Regions from separate parts of the Homo sapiens genome. Here region 1 is linked to region 2. The links are chromatin loops, found by intact Hi-C in ENCODE. Cell type or tissue: Calu3. All regions are shown on one strand.

Region 1 (8,000 bases), 73 kb before region 2:
ACACTTAATGTCTCTGGCCCTCCTTCCACCACTCTTTCCCTGCCCCCAAGCACACATACACACTCATGCAAGATAAACCAAATTGTCACTGAAAACCTTAAATGTATGGTTGGTTCATAGAAATACTCCTGGAATAAAAGTTCCTCTTTGAAAACAGAATTATAGGCCGGGCATGGTGGCTCATGCCTGTAATCCCAGCACTTTGGGAGGCTGAGGTGAGCGGATCCCTTGAGCTCAGGAGTTTGAGACCAGCCTGGCCAACATGGCAAAATCCCATCTCTAATAAAAATACAAAAAAAATTAGCTGCCTGTAATCCCAGCTACTCAGGAAGCTGAGGCATGAGAATTGCTTGAACCTGGGAGGCAGAGGGTACAGTGAGCTGAGATCGTGCCACTGTACTCCAGCCTTGGCAACAGAGCTAGGCTCCGTCTCAAAAAAAAAAAAAAAAAAAGAAAATGGAATTAAAATGGAATTATACTAGCCAGACATGGTGGCATATGCCAGCAGCCCAAGCTACTGGGGAGGATCACTTGAGCCCAGCAGTTTGAGTCCAGCCTGGGCAACACAGCAAGAACCTGTCCCCCTCTCTCTCTTAAAAAAAAATTATATTGAAAGGATTGAGCCTAGTAGCTTAATTAATACATTGTAAAATTTTTAAACATGTAAGCAGCTCTGCACATTAGCATTCAGGGAATGAGCGTCTTATGAGGCAAGTACAAAGGGGCAATCTTATAAGGGGGTGATGAAGAAGAAAGTAAAATAGGGCAACGAGTTCCTAGTTTGCTTTCGTACCTAGACCCTTGGTGGGAAGCCAGTGACCACTAAAAACCTGAAAGTCATCTCCCCCTTTAAGGCAGGCTGCCAGTGCCTGGGTTAGGTTTATCAGGACTAAGTCACAGAGCTCCAAAGATTAGCATCTTCCAATTTACGCCAGTCCTCCCAGGCAAGGCAAGACTTGTTCAGCCTCCAGGTCAGCTTAGTCAGTATCCATTCAGTGCCTTCCCCAACCTTAATGAATAAAGAGGAAACAAGAGAAAGGTAGAGAAACAACCTCTATTGATTTATTATTCATAGTATTTGGAGATGTTCAAACTATATAAAGGACCCTGCTTATATTTTCTTTCAAAGGGAGTCTGCAAAGTAGGTCCCCCAAAGTATTAGAATTGAATGCATCCAGGCCGGGTGCGGTGGCTCACGCCTGTAACCCCAGTACTTTGGGAGGTAGAGATGGGTGGATCACGAGATCAGGAGTTCGAGACCAGCCTGGCCGAGATGGTGAAACCCTGTCTCTACTAAATAAATAAATAAATAAATAAATACATAAATACAAAAAATAGCCGGGTGTAGTGGCAGGCGCCCGTAATCCCAGCTACTCGGGAGGCTAAGGCAGGAGAATCGCTTGAACCCGGAAGGCGGAGGTTGCAGTGAGCCGAGATCGCGCCACTGCACTCTAGCCTGAGCTACAGAGCAAGACTCTGTCTCAAACAAAACAAAACAAAAAAAGAATTGAATGCATCCAATGCCATAGGAGTTTTACTTCCTTACAGGTAGAGTTACACTTGCAAATAAAATCATTGAGGTGAAATCACAGAACATTAGAACTGAACAGAATCTCGATGATAGATCTGTTGCCTTGTTTTATAGATGAGGACTTTTAGGGGAAGAAAGTTAACTAGTTACTGGCAGAGCAGGTACTAGAAGCCAAATGTCCTGACTCCCAGTCTAGGGATTTTCCCAACAGGGAAGACACCTAAACCCTTAAAACAATTGTATCTCATCCTCATAGTGTGCAATTACATTTGGTTTATTAGGCTTTAAAACACCATGCAAATAGAGCTCCTATTACAGGATATCTTGATGACTGATACAAACAAATGGTAAAGAGTCAACTGGCCCATCACTTCCACCCAAGGATTGAGGCAGTACATTTTTACCATGTATAAGTGTAAAATAAATTGTCATCACCTGGAGCCCTTACAGGGCTGGATTACTGTAAAAATCAAGCCAGCTCACTAAAAGTTTATCCAGATGACATCCAACTTCACCACAGTCCCCGCCAACTTGTGATGTAAGCCGGGGAGGAAGCTTCGAAATTTTCCCCTGGTCGAGTTTTGGAAGAACTGTGTAAACAATGCCCCTTACTGGTCAACATAAGAAAACACAAAAGCCACTGCTGGCAAGAGCAGGGCTCTAGCAAAAGGTCACAGCAATGTCTCTAAGTCGTCTTGTAGTCTATGGGAACCGTGGCCAGGTCAAAGGAGAAAGCCTGGGGAAAACAGCAGGGGGAAGAAAAAAACTACATTTTTTTCCAGAGATGTTTATATGTACCGAATTAAAGTTAGACCCCCAAAGTAAGCAGATACATTTTTGGTATCCCATTGAGTTTGAACAGGCAGTTATAAGACCCACAGGCATATGTTAGGCTTATACACATAAACAAGATTTTTATTGTTAACATCAATGAACACAGATGGAAAAATATTCACGTGCCAAAGACATATTTGCTTACGAGATCACAAAATTGCTGATTTGTATTCATAAATGATTTGGTGAATCATTATGTGTTTTTGAGTGAATATATGTGTGTGTGTACACACACACACACACACACACACACACACTCTGATATGAGATTTCCAAAGCTTCGTTTCCATTTGTATTCCTGCAATAACTTCATCAGAAAGAGAAAGCAGAAGCTTGGAAACATGTATATGTTTTATAGATACTGTGATTTACTGAAAATGAAAATAACATCCTATTACATATATTTTAAGTAATACGCAAAGAAAATACAATAAACACTGATTTGGCTCAATGACTTGCCTACTGGAAGGATTTTTTTAAGTTTTAAAAAAAATCCCCAGTAAAGTGGTCAAGGATACTTGATGATGTTACCATTGAAGAAGCATAGTATTTTCTAAGCAACTCCAAGGCTCTGTTATTTCTTGCTTGTAGGGTCTTCTCAGTTCTCAGTTCATTCTTGATGACACTGAGCTCTCCGCGGATCTTTGCCATTTCTAATTCATAATATGATTTCATTTCTTCTTTTAGGAGCACATTTCCAACCTCGGTTTGATGCTTTAACTTCCTAACAGCTTCTTTTAAATTTCTGTTCTCTAGGTTCAATTTGTGGATGACTTCTTTGGCTTGCTGGAGCTGTTCACTTAAGTTTTTTACATTTGTTGCTTTTTCAGACAGGTCATTTCTTAAAGCTTGAAGTTCATAGTCACTTTTTGAAGCATCCGTCTCTGTTTCTTGAAAATTTAGGGGTTTTGTGAATATTTCTTTTTTGTAGTGCAAAAGTTCTTTTTCAGCATTTTCAAATTCCTCTTCTATTTTTCTGTATTTCATATTAAGTTCTTCCAGTTCTTCATTCAAAAGATTCAGGCAAAGTTTTGGAGACATTCTTTCCATAAATTTCTTTCTTATGTCTTGTCTTAGTAGAGCTGGTAAGTTATCTGTACTGCAGGTAGAGTTATCTTCTGTGCTGTTAAAGCTTTCTTCTGTTGTAACATCCACATTAGATGATTCATAGGATGCAGAATTTGTGTCTGTTTCATTCTTTGAAATGTTTCTCTTGTTCTCTCTTAAATTTTGTTCTTGTTCTATTTCATTTAGTTGGAAAATATATTTTTTCCTCTTAAATTTACTTTCTTCCTGAAACTTTCTACTGGACAAATTATAAATTTCTTCCATTCCCTTGCTGCTATCTGCAGTCGTTTGTTCAGAAGAAGATTCAGGCTCAGAAGTCTCTTCTAGAACATCTTGTGCACTAAAAAAAGGAGTAAACATATTCTCCTTCCAGTGTTTTCTTCTAGCATCCATTTCTCCAGGCACCTCTTCCAATATCTGAAAAACAAAATTTAAAACCAAGGCAGGCACATTATTTACACTAGTAGCTAATATAGTAGAAAGAAATAAAAATGCTGGCTCACGGGTGAAGAATCTAAACATTTGAGGGCTGGCTCTCTCTCTAACTCACTGAATGGCTTGGGCCTCAGTCCCCTCATTTATAAATGGAAAGGGCTGAAAGAGCTAAGTTCTACAGATGCTTCCAGCTTTAAAAGTCTCTCATCCTATGAAATAGAACTAGTAAACTGACACATTTAGCTACTTACTGTACACAGAGAAAGTGATTCTATAAGAAAACAACTGTACACATAAAAACAGACTGCTTTAAAATAAAAAAAAGTGATTTGAAATTAATAGGTTAATGTTGGTAATACCTGTGCTTTCAATGTGTCTGATGCCTTTCTAGTTCTTTTGGATTGGACTATTGTTAATTCATTCTTTAAAGTGACTAAAACATCAGGGCTTAATGAAATGTGAGCTGCTTTTGGTAAAGTATACCATGCAGACTTCCTTATGACTAACTCTGCCAAATGCCCTTCTGTCTTGACCTATAAATTCCTGCTATTCCAGTCTTGGGCTTTGCTTTTAGGCAAGACTGCCAAGTGTACAGAATTCTATCCATTTTGACAGCAATTTCATGAGGAGAATCTAATGTCAACAATTGAAAATATTAATGCCACCAAATGTGTTTTTCTCAAGATACTGACTCTGAGTGTAGTTTTTAGGTGAAAATTCAGCATACTAAATCACAACCAACTTTCCAAGTTTATAAAAATATGAGGATGATTATTTTGTTCCAAAAAGAGTCTTCCCTACCCAAAGCTGTACATCCTTAATGTACAGCTTTCCCACAGCACTGAAATATTTGATAAGTGACTACTTCTGAGGGAAGGGAGAAAGAAGAACCAGAGCAGTATGTGGAGGGCCACTGGCACCTGAAGCCACCAACTGGTAGCTGAAGTTAGCCCTAAAGGGTGAGGAGAAGAAGGAGAGGGTCACTTTATTCATTTTATATATTAATTCACCAAAACATATTTGTAGTATCACCATGTAGAAAAATCAAAGTATGCCTGCATCTCTTTTATCTATGCACTCAAATGTAATTTTCTGCTGGTAATGAGAAATGGCAAATGTTGCATTTATTTCTTAATTAATATTTTCTTTGATTATTATAACAATTTTGGAGAACAGAGAAAAGCACAGAAAACAGAAGGAATCTCCTTCATAATCTCATGGCCCTGAGATAACTACTTTTTGGTGTATTATCTTCTCTTTTCTTTTTACAAACAGTAGTTTATTTTTAAATAACACAGGTTTTCCTTACTATGAGCAATGAAGGAATAAACTTGATACCTACAGGTACTGAACATACCTCTCCTCTCCCCTTTTCCCCACAAAAGATGGAAGGGACTCACCATCCCCAAGAGTACATCCCTACTGGCAACTACTTGGCTTTGAGGAAAGGAGAAGGTACATATATTCTTAAGATGAACTATTTGGAGAGTTCAGTGAAGGTACTAAAATGATTGGTCCAAAAGCCAGAAGCCAAGCTTTCTTGAGGTCAATCAGACCACAATGATAAACTCAGACTTTAAATTCACAATATATATTTGCCATTGGAGCATCATCTTCTTTCTTTTGAAACAGTTCTTTCTGACTTTCATTATTCCACGAGTCACCATCCAGAAGCATCATTGATTGATCTGTTCTTAAAGGGAAATATCATTATCTTGGTTTCCCTCATCTCTAGAAATATGAATGCAAATCAGTAGGAATTATTACAGCAATCATAGAGGAAAGGAACAGAGAGAGGAGAAAAGAGGGTGATGTTAATTGCCAGTCACATTTTTTAGCAGTCAAATTTTTACCCAACAATTATATAGATGATAAAAATGCTTCTAATCAGGTAGCAATGGCAGAGAGATTACTATTCCTCTTACTTAATTCTGGATGAAGGGCATTGGTGGGATTGATTAGGAAGGAGGTGAGCACAGGGGCAAGTAAAGTGTGGACACTTTATATCTGGAGATAGCAAGAATATCTCTATCTGAGATAGAGGTCTGGGTATGGATAAAGGTTAAAATAAAAAACTCTTTTCATTAATAATTTTGCTCCTTGAAAAAGTTACTTCTACATCCAACCATCCCATAAATCTCTGGCAAAACACATACACATATGCACACATGCACACACACACACACACACACACTTTTTAATTTTCACTGTCTCTCTTCCCTGAGCCTCTGTATAATTTCCTGGTGTCTGAAAGGAAATGCCTTTCAGTGAAGCCTATATAGCTACTGAAATGGGAAGAGCCCATTTATGACTAAGGCCCAGAGAAGTTAAGTGACTTGACCAAGGCCACACAGCCCATAGTAGTAAAACTGAGGACCCTGTCTCTCAGGTCAGTGCTTGTTCTAAAATTCTTCTTTATTCATCTGCTAGGTTTCATTCCCCATATTGAAAGAAAACAACTCACTATTTTCAGAGCTTAGGTATCTTTTAAAAGGCCACAAAAGAAGAGAGGAAAAGTGAAGGGGGGAGGGTAAGGAGAACTGCATGTCACATTTCAAAGAACAGAAAGAGAAAGGTTTGAAAAGCCTTTTGGAATTTCCCTCCCATGGCTTACACAGGGCAGGGTCAAGCAGTCTCTGAGCTGCTCTTTTTTTTTTCTTCTCTCTTTCATTGGCAAGATATCCTTTAAGGGCTTGTTCCCAAATCTAGTCACAGAATGTGGCAAATCCCAGACTCGGGGTAAAAGCTGCCAGTCTCATTTTCTCTTCACAAATTGTACTGTTTGTTTTTTTATGCAGAACGAGTATGGCATTAGTATTCTCTGGCAAGAACAAGGAATATGCTTTAAGGCAATGACACTCCTCTACCCTGGCCTGGTAGCCATTTTGTTCTCAATAAACTTGACTAGGTAATTTGTTCCAGCATAAGGCAAACCAAACCAGAAGCCATTATTGAAAGTGTAGGCATGCCTGTTAGTGGGTCAGTTGTGGACATTTATTAATATAAGTGCCTACCCAACACTACACTGGATACTGAAGGTCAGAAGGGTAGGGGAAGGAGGCCCAATGGGGATGAAAAACTGGTTTCTTTAGAAGCAAATAATCTAGAACACAGACAGGAAAACAATACAAAGTCATAGGACAAGTAGTCCTCTAAGATAGCAATCCCCCAGAAGCCCTTAGGACTGCACTGTTAAGGCGTATGTGTCTACAATATGACTACATCTATTCATTTGTGTCTGACATGAATTAATAATGGATTCCTGATGGTTCTAGTTAGTGTCTCACTGAAAACATCATCATTTATCCTCAGGTGACTTTTTTTTTTGCAGTGGCAAAGTAATAGGACATTTTTGTGGAGTGAGAGATCTCTTGTCTCATGAAAGTGGTTTGTATTCACCTAAAGAATTTGAGAACCACTGATAAAATAAATTGAATATGAATTTATATATAACATGATGTAACATAAATGTTGAGAGCTAAGCAAAGAACAGTCATTTACAATGGACCTATAGGTGCACTGTTCCATAAAAATCTTAGAGGAATGCACATCTATTCTCAAATAGCTCCATAAAATAATACACTACTGTTTACTCTGAAAGGAGAAATCCACAAACCATCTCAGTTTCATTTTTCAGCTGGGGCCCCAGAGAGTATAATCATATTAAAGCGGATGTGAAATTTAATTATTTGTTTTCTAAAATATTCATATTTTAAATCACAGGCTTTAGGGAAATTTGATGACATAAATCAATTTTTTTTTTCTGTTGCCTTATCCCATTTACACGGGCACAGTGGCTCACATCTGTAATCCCAGTGCTTTGGGAGGCAGAGGCGGAAGGATAACTTGATGTCAGGAGTTCAAAACCAGCCTGGGCAACATAGTGAGATGCGTGTCTACAAAAATTAAAAACAAAATTAGATAGGTGTGGTGGCATATGCCTGTAGTCCTAACTACTCAGGTGGGAGGATTGCTTGAGCTCAGGGGGTTGAGGCTGAAGTGAGCTATGATCATGCCACTGCACTCCAGCCTGGGAAACAGAGCGACACTCTGTCTCCTAAAAAAAAAAAAAAAAAAAAAAAAAAAAAAAAAAAGAATTTGGTTTCAAATTTTCAGGACCATCTCTCTTCAC
Region 2 (8,000 bases):
TAACAGACCTTAATTGCAAGTGTAGTTCAAAAATGTAGAGTAGTAAATACACATAGAACAAAAGCTCTATTCTAGTTGTGTGAGGAACATAATACTCTTAAATTACTTTCTGGTTTCCATGGGGACCTTTTTGTTCTAAGATACCAATCATTAGGTTTAACAAAGCCACTTAATATTATTTCTAAATCAAGTAACATGATTTCTCAACTGGGTAAAATGTCAATTTTATTCTTAAAGGTGTTCAAATCCAAACTACTTGAGATTGCTGCTTTATATGGCATAATTAAATCTAGAGGTCAATACAGAAGAATCCCTTCACCCCTTTTCAAGGCAGAGGAAAGCTCAAAGTGGGTCTATTTTGAGGGGAATATTTTGCTGGGCATTCACCGTTTTTCTTTGAATCCATCATAAACTCAAAATAGTGTCAAGAATTTAAAGTTGTGATGAGAATCCTTAGGCTCACGAAAGATAACAAGTTCTCCCTCCCTTTGGCCAGTTTCCATACCTTTCTTACACATTCTGACAGAACATCTGGGCTTTCGTGTAGGCATGTATTCTATATCATATTTACATACATGCGTATATACGCACACCGGCCAGTCTGTTTGGTCATAAATGATGTGACTGGGGGATAGGAGTTGTGGCTCCTTTATTTTGCAGAATGCCTAAGTATTGTTTGTCTCACAATACTGGGAGCGAGCAGGAGCCCGGTGGGAGCCTGGAGCCTTAAGCCCTGGGCTGTGGTCTGGGGGAGGGGACGGGGTTGCGGGGTCACAAGCTCTTTGCTTTTAGCCTCAGCATGACCACAAGTTTTAAAGCATGAAGGGATCACGTGCTTTTCTTTGAGCTGTTAGTTATTCTGACTTTTGGGGGGGGTGTGTGTGAAATGCTTTGTTCTTTAGATTTTTTTGATTCTCTAGGTATTTTGGCCGATGATTAAATTTTTTTTCCAAAAGAAAGAGACAAAAATAAATCATTTGGTGTATCAAAATGTCCTAGTTTCTCATAACCTATATCTTGTACTTAGTTAGTTTTACCTTGTGCTAGACAGGTACTGAGATGGAATAAATTATTTTCGCCAGTTGGGAACTTGATCCAGACATTCTATATGTTGCAAACCCTTAAAAAAAATTAAGAACAAGAAAATATCCTGGTAAAGCAATCTCAAAATACCTTATTCCGGGTATTGTTCTAGCTTTAAAGGGAAGGAGGACTGGGAGGAGGGGTGGGAGATGGGGGGTGGCGAATAGGAAGACTGGGAGGATGTCTTGTTTAATGAACTGCTAAAACTTTTGGAAAATTTTAAGCTAGTGAAGTCCCTCAACACGGTATTTCCATTTGAAAACCTTTACTTAAATATGTCACTCTTGGGGAGTTACTTCTACTTGTTCCCTTTAATAGGATGATTTCATCTTTTCCAACCTTCTTCTGTCTCTCCAACCAAGACACATAGACTCCGAATACCAAATAAAGACTTTTGAAGATAATGAGATTTATTTGGGAACATTTTCCAAAATCAGGGTAATGGGTTTTTTTGTTCTGATGTTGAAGAGGATGAGGATATGTTTACTCATTGACCCGGGAGCTCTGGCTGCAGCTGTAGGACACAATTAATTATGCTAATAGTTTGTGAGGAGCGGATGTAGCTCCCCCAACCCCCCTTTTTTCGAGGGGAGGGGAGTTTGGCAAAAGGGGAAGGAGACGCCCTGGGGTCGGATCACATGATATTATCTTCGCGCCACTTTCGCAAAAACCCTTTTTTTTACTCCAGGTTTTGCTCCAGCTCAAAGGTACTGTTCTTATCTTGCTTTAATACAACGCTTCTTAAAGTCGGGTCTAAGTTCTCTTCCCTCCCCCTCCTCTTCTTTCCACTGCTAGTCGTTACCATTAAAGGTCGAAAGTTGCATTGCAGTCGGTGCAATCTCACAGGAGGGATCTGGTTGGGTAGTAAACTTCGGGCTGCGTAGTTTCCAGAAAGTATCACGCAGACGTGCCAGGGTAGGCTGCAAGGTCTGTTGCATGAAAAAGGGGAGGAAGCCCACCTGTGCGAGTGACTCGCGTTGGAGAAATGATTGTGGTTTTCGTTGCATCCACCGCTGACTCCTGAGGGGCGCTGGCAGTTCAGGTTGGACTCTTTCGCGGGCCAGGGGCGGGAGAGGCCAGTCTTTTGTAATGTTTGCCTGAGCTACTACTGTGCACCAGTGCACCAGGTTGAGAATCACATGGCGCCCTTGTCCTCTTCTGGGCTTTGGGCTGCCACAATCACCCTGGTAACAATGGTGGAAAGGGAGGGGTCCGGCTTCATTTTGCACCCCTTCCCTCCTTCCTTGCCCCCCGCTTGCCTTCCAGGGCTTTCCTCCTCCGACCCAGCGTGCTCACTGGTCTCTGATTTGTAACCTCGTACCCTGCACACCCCCGCCCACCCCCCCAACCCCCGCACGCTCCCCAAATCCCATCTTGCGCCTGTGTCCGCCAGGGACGCGGAGAAGGTATATAGCCCGGTTGTCTCTCATTTTGCCCGGTGTTCAAAGTCTGGTATGCTTAATTCCATTTTGATTGTGCGTCTTAAACTAAGACATCATTTTATTCTACAGAGCGCTGTCGGGCTTTGGCCTTGAAGCAGCCCGCCCTCAATTGGTTCTCATTAGCGGTGGAATGAGAGGAGAAAGCAAGATAATTGCACCGTATCTTCCGCACATTTGCGCGTGTATTCGGTGGCTGCTACCGTTAACGATACCTGCCAAGAAACCCTGATTTAGTGGGTGAAGAGGGCGCCTGGCAAGGGCGAAAGCCTCCCAACAGTAGCACAAGGTGCTAGGGGTTAAAACTTTCACATGTGCAGAGAGTAAGTCGTGTTTCTATTTCTTCCCTCCTCGGGCCTTAGGAACACTTTCAATCTAGCGGCGAGGTGGCGCGCATGCGCGCGCCGGGTGGGGGACACCCCTGTCCCACGGCTCCGTGGGCCTCGTCGTCTGTCTCCGGTGGGGGGCTGAGGCGAGCGCCGCGGGAGCGAGATGGGACAAGGTGGTAGTGAGTGCGCCATCCTGGCCCGGATGCCGGTGGCACCCGCACCGGCTCCGGCCACGGCCTCTGCCTGGGCCGCTGTCCCAGGCGCGCCTTTAATTAAGGACTCCAGCTTGGGGGAAGAGAGAAGGGAAAATGCCGACTGCGGTCCGCCCGTGGGTAACTGGGGCTCGGTGGGGTTTTCGCTTTGGCGGGGTGGGGGTTCCGTTTCCTAATTCCTGTGCGGGCCGGGTGGGCGGGGGCGGGCTTTTTTCCTTGGGCTATTAAAGGCAGAGGGGCGGGCTTTTCCCAGGGATATAGCTACGGACAGAGGGCCAAGGGGACGGAGCGCTCCTCAAGTGGTGGCAGGGAGGCTCGTGGCCCCGCGTCGCTCTGGACAGGGGCGCTTTGGGGTGAGATGTGCGCTCGCGGCCTTGATCCATTTAGTGGACGCTTTTTCTCACTTCTCTTCCCCTTCTGGCTCCGCGGGAGACTGCGCTCGCACCCGGCCCCGGAGCGCTCGAGCTGCGCGCTGGGACACTGGGTATACGTGTGGAGGGGACACCCGGAGAGGGCGGCCCGTGCGGGATCCCCGCGCTCTCCACCTGCGAGGGGCGGGCCGGAGCTGGGTCCCGCGCGCGGTTTCCCGAGCGGGTGGCTGGGCAAGAAGGGAGCCCTTCGTTGGGGCAGCTGTGATCCGGTAGAGTTGACTGGTTGGGTGGGAGGGGACGGAGCGGGCGGGACTTGAGAAAAGCAAAGTACCAGAGTGCGGTTGAGGGGTAGCGGGCAGCGCGCGGGAAACGACTCCCCTTTTCTTCTCCACCGTTGACCTTTAGGTTCCTGGAAAACTTTGGTGGTGAGGGTGTGAAATGAGGGGGTGCACGTGGAGGGAAAAAAGGGACTCCCCTCCCTCTTGGCTTCTATCCCACCAACCCGGGAATGGAGGGGGAGGGAGGCGTGGGCTTGGCGCGTTTTTGGTGCTTTGAATGGAGAACTCCGTTTCCCATGATGCTTTGTTTCTTTCTCTTTAATTTCGGCGGCGGCTGAGGCTGCACGAGGACTGGAGCGCGTGGTGTGAGCAGCTGGAGCACACCCTGGACGCGCGGGCTGCTCGCGGACTTCAACGGGAGCATTAGGTAAGGGTGTGAGAGACGCGGGAAGAGGCAAAAGGGAGCCACAAAGGCGTACAGGGAAGGACTTCTTTCTTTCTTTTCCTTATTATTATTATTATTATTTGCAATTTAAGGGGATTGGAGAGTGACTGCCCAGCGTGCGCGAGGGATGCCAGATGAACCGCTAATTAGCAAAAGGTAGTAACTAGAAGGGCGCCCTGTCTGATGGCTGTGGGGCTCAGTTTGGCCAGGTTGGGTTGGCAAATACTATGCATTTTGAGTCAAGTTTGGAGTATTTTTTTTTTAATGGAAAAGAAATCTTCACAGGTGTAGAAACCCAATTTAAGGGGAAAAATGTTATTTTTCTCATTTCTATACTAAATCCATTCTTCCCTAATAGAAAATTGATTCCAGATTGATGTATAAGTTTTATAAATCAGTTTAGTTTGTAAAGACTTCTAAAGACTCATTTAGTGGCATAAGATATCGTGACGAAAGTTCAACATTTAAAATTCCCTCACTCGTTTAACGTATTACAGATTCTGTCCCAAACGTTTTTGTTTTTCTTTTAAACAAAAGTTACCCCATCATGGAAGAGATAGGGGACCCTGTGAGCCTTTTTCACATAGAGGCTCACTTCCTTGCTGTATGTTCTTAGGTAAAATAAGCACTTGGAAATGGGAGAAGGTTTTCTTATGGAAGATAATGACATGAAGGGAAGAAGAGCTAATCTGCCTACTTTGGTTTAATGGAGAAAATGGGTCCATAAATGTTTAAACAGAAGTAGAGCCCTTTGAAATAGATCAAAATGTGACATCTCTCAGCCATCTGTGCATTATGTGAAGACTGTAAGGCTGTGTTTCTTAAACCAGCTCTAAAATTTCTCTCATTTTCTATTAATGGGGTGGGGGCTGGGAATATTCATTTAATCTAACAGTCACTTTCCGTATGGAGCCCAAAAGCTCTGAATGATCTGAAGACTCGAATACTCATCCTGGGTTTTACATGCTCCTTTCTCTAGGTCCTCCTCTTATAAAATCAGGGTGGATAGAATGTGCCTGCAAATTACTGAGATGCAGATATCAAATTTTCTTAGATGGAGAGGGGGAGTCCAAAATCTGCTTATACATAAGAATTGGACTTTTTGCAGTTGCCAGTGTTATTCGTGTTCAATTCTGTGTAAATAATTGAGATTATTAATATTTCTCAGGATTTGGTTGAAACCACAAAACCTAGCTTAGACTCTGTAAGCCAAAGGAAAGCCTGTTTCAGGAATATTAACTAGTAGTTTACTTGTTTAGTTTCTAATATGTGTGTGTTTGTTTTGTTGTTTTAACCAGGTGAGTCTGCATGGATCTGTGAGGACGGAAAAGAAGAGCTCCTGGAAGACTTAAAATTTTGCTACAGGAATAGGCCTTGGCCATGTAAAAGTGCTTACAGTGCAGGTAGCTTTTTGAGATCTACTGCAATGTAAGCACTTCTTACATTACCATGGTGATTTAGTCAATGGCTACTGAGAACTGTAGTTTGTGCATAATTAAGTAGTTGATGCTTTTGAGCTGCTTCTTATAATGTGTCTCTTGTGTTAAGGTGCATCTAGTGCAGTTAGTGAAGCAGCTTAGAATCTACTGCCCTAAATGCCCCTTCTGGCACAGGCTGCCTAATATACAGCATTTTAAAAGTATGCCTTGAGTAGTAATTTGAATAGGACACATTTCAGTGGTTTGTTTTTTGCCTTTTTATTGTTTGTTGGGAACAGATGGTGGGGACTGTGCAGTGTACAGTTGTGTACAGAGGATAAGATTGGGTCCTAGTAGTACCAAAGTGCTCATAGTGCAGGTAGTTTTGGCATGACTCTACTGTAGTATGGGCACTTCCAGTACTCTTGGATAACAAATCTCTTGTTGATGGAGAGAATATTCAAAGACATTGCTACTTACAATTAGTTTTGCAGGTTTGCATTTCAGCGTATATATGTATATGTGGCTGTGCAAATCCATGCAAAACTGATTGTGATAATGTGTGCTTCCTACGTCTGTGTGAACACACCTTCATGCGTATCTCCAGCACTCATGCCCATTCATCCCTGGGTGGGGATTTGTTGCATTACTTGTGTTCTATATAAAGTATTGCACTTGTCCCGGCCTGTGGAAGAAAGGAGGATTTTTATCGTCTTCTTATTTTAACTTTTAAAAGCCGTAAGTTCTGATATTTAGTCATTGTAAAATGATCTGTTTTGCTGTTGTCGGGTGGATCACGATGCAATTTTGATGAGTATCATAGGAGAAAAATTGCACGGTATCCATCTGTAAACCGCAGGACCTTTGTTGGCGACATTCCTGATCAGCGCTACAGTAAGCTAGATGGTAAAAAATCCTTTCTCTAGTTGCTGCTATTAAAAAATAATTTGAAATATATTTGGATTTCTAAAAACTATGATAGCTAATTTATAAAGTATGTGTTTTGGAACTTTGGTGAATGATCAGATTGTTACTGAATGTGAATGAACCTCAAAATAAATGAAATTTATAGATCTGAAAAAATGACTCTTTTTTTTTTAAAAAAAATAATTAGCAATGCTAGAGGAGTTTGTAAAATATCTCTTGGGAGGATCCTAAAGGAAAACTTGGACATAGCTGCTTTTCAAGTTTGCATCTACATAAAGCACCAAGATGCCTAATTTTAGGAATTTTATTACCCTGACAATATTTGGATGACATGTACTAATTTTGTTTTAGTACACGTGCTCATTCTTAGGAAGGGAATGAAGAGTTGTAAACCAATGGGACACATACCTTTAAGGAACTGGGCACATTTTGAGGTCTGACAGGAGAGAAGAATGAACTTGTCAATCAAACTCTGTTTTGGGGTTCTCGGAGAAGAGGATTTGGTGGCAGGGCTACTGAGAGGGATGGCTGCTGCCTTGCTTTGGAGTCTAGCAGATGGAAACCTGGATGTGGGCCTACTGTTAATATTTAGGGTTCGGGGGCTCCATAGGGTGACTAACCTAAAGCAGAAATTTCTCATGCGCAGCTAATTAGTGGTTTGAGACTGAACACCAAAAGTTATTTGGATCCTCTAGTGGTTCTTAAAACTTTAGCACTTACTAAGACACAGCCAGCCAACCCCATCTCCAGAGATTCATTCAATAGGTCTGGATGGGGCCTAAGGAATTGCATTTCTTTATTTTTTTCTTTTTGAGACGGAGTTTCGCTCTTGTTGCCCAGACTGGAGTGCAATGGCCCGATCTCTCATTCACCACAACCTCCACCTTCCGGGTTGAAGTGATTCTCCTGCCTCAGCCTCCTGAGTAGCTGGGATTACAGGCGTGCGCCACCACGCTTGGCTAATTCTGTACTTTTAGTAGAGACGGGGTTTCACCATGTTGGTCAGGCTGGTCTCGAACTCCTGACCTCAAGAGATCCACCCACCTTGGCCTCCCAAAGTGCTGGCATTACAGGTAAGGAATTGCATTTCTAACCTTTCCCTAGGAGCTGATGCTGCTGGTCAAGACACCATACTTGCAGAACCACTGCTCGAAAACAGCTAACGACAGCTTCTAGGACAAAGTTAACAAAGGAAGTTGTTTATTTTAAACTTCATAAAATTAAAAGAACTCGAAGCAGGGACTGGCTTGCTTTCCAGTTCTATGTTTCATATTTTAATGTTAATCTTTAACATCATGTATTTGGCAAATGAAGAAACGAGGCTTGTGGTAGTTTTACTGTCTGCCAACATGAACATTTAGTTCTCATCAAAAAGGTGCTGCCAAACTAAAAGATGGTATCAGTATGTGTCATTCTTACTTCCTGGTGCCATGGAATTTTCTAATTTTGAAACCCTTTTGATTTTTCCTCATAACATCAGTCCATTTTAATCAGTAAG

The links. Hi-C counts contacts between places; a loop is a spot of excess contacts. Peaks named below come from ENCODE experiments on the same cell type or tissue, not always from the same donor. Only the 100,000 strongest peaks of a DNase experiment are listed, where the experiment ranks them.
Region 1: it touches region 2 in a loop (2.5-fold over the local background); 5 of 110 quality-filtered maps call a loop at or near these places.

The regions. Positions count from the first base shown.
Region 1 is chrX:134,240,627-134,248,626 of GRCh38, reverse strand. CCDC160 (coiled-coil domain containing 160) reads right to left here. Exons shown (of 3, transcript NM_001353453.3): 3 at 1,785-3,850. The coding sequence starts at 3,826. The coding sequence ends at 2,849. Among named protein-coding and RNA genes, the nearest start is that of CCDC160, 7.4 kb to the right of the region's middle. RefSeq lists a silencer at 1,140-1,339 and an enhancer at 7,970-8,000. In Calu3, no CTCF peak of the experiment used is centred here; a DNase peak (open chromatin) is centred at 4,406.
Region 2 is chrX:134,167,808-134,175,807 of GRCh38, reverse strand. It overlaps MIR106AHG (miR-106a-363 cluster host gene), which reads left to right and starts at 1,720. Exons shown (of 2, transcript XR_007068340.1): 1 at 1,720-4,139; 2 at 5,456-6,658. It overlaps MIR363 (microRNA 363), which reads left to right and starts at 6,356; the gene lies at 6,356-6,430. MIR92A2 (microRNA 92a-2) reads left to right here and starts at 6,196; the gene lies at 6,196-6,270. It overlaps MIR19B2 (microRNA 19b-2), which reads left to right and starts at 6,042; the gene lies at 6,042-6,137. It also overlaps MIR20B, MIR18B and MIR106A. RefSeq lists a silencer at 595-889 and an enhancer at 2,848-3,655. In Calu3, no CTCF peak of the experiment used is centred here; no DNase peak of the experiment used is centred here.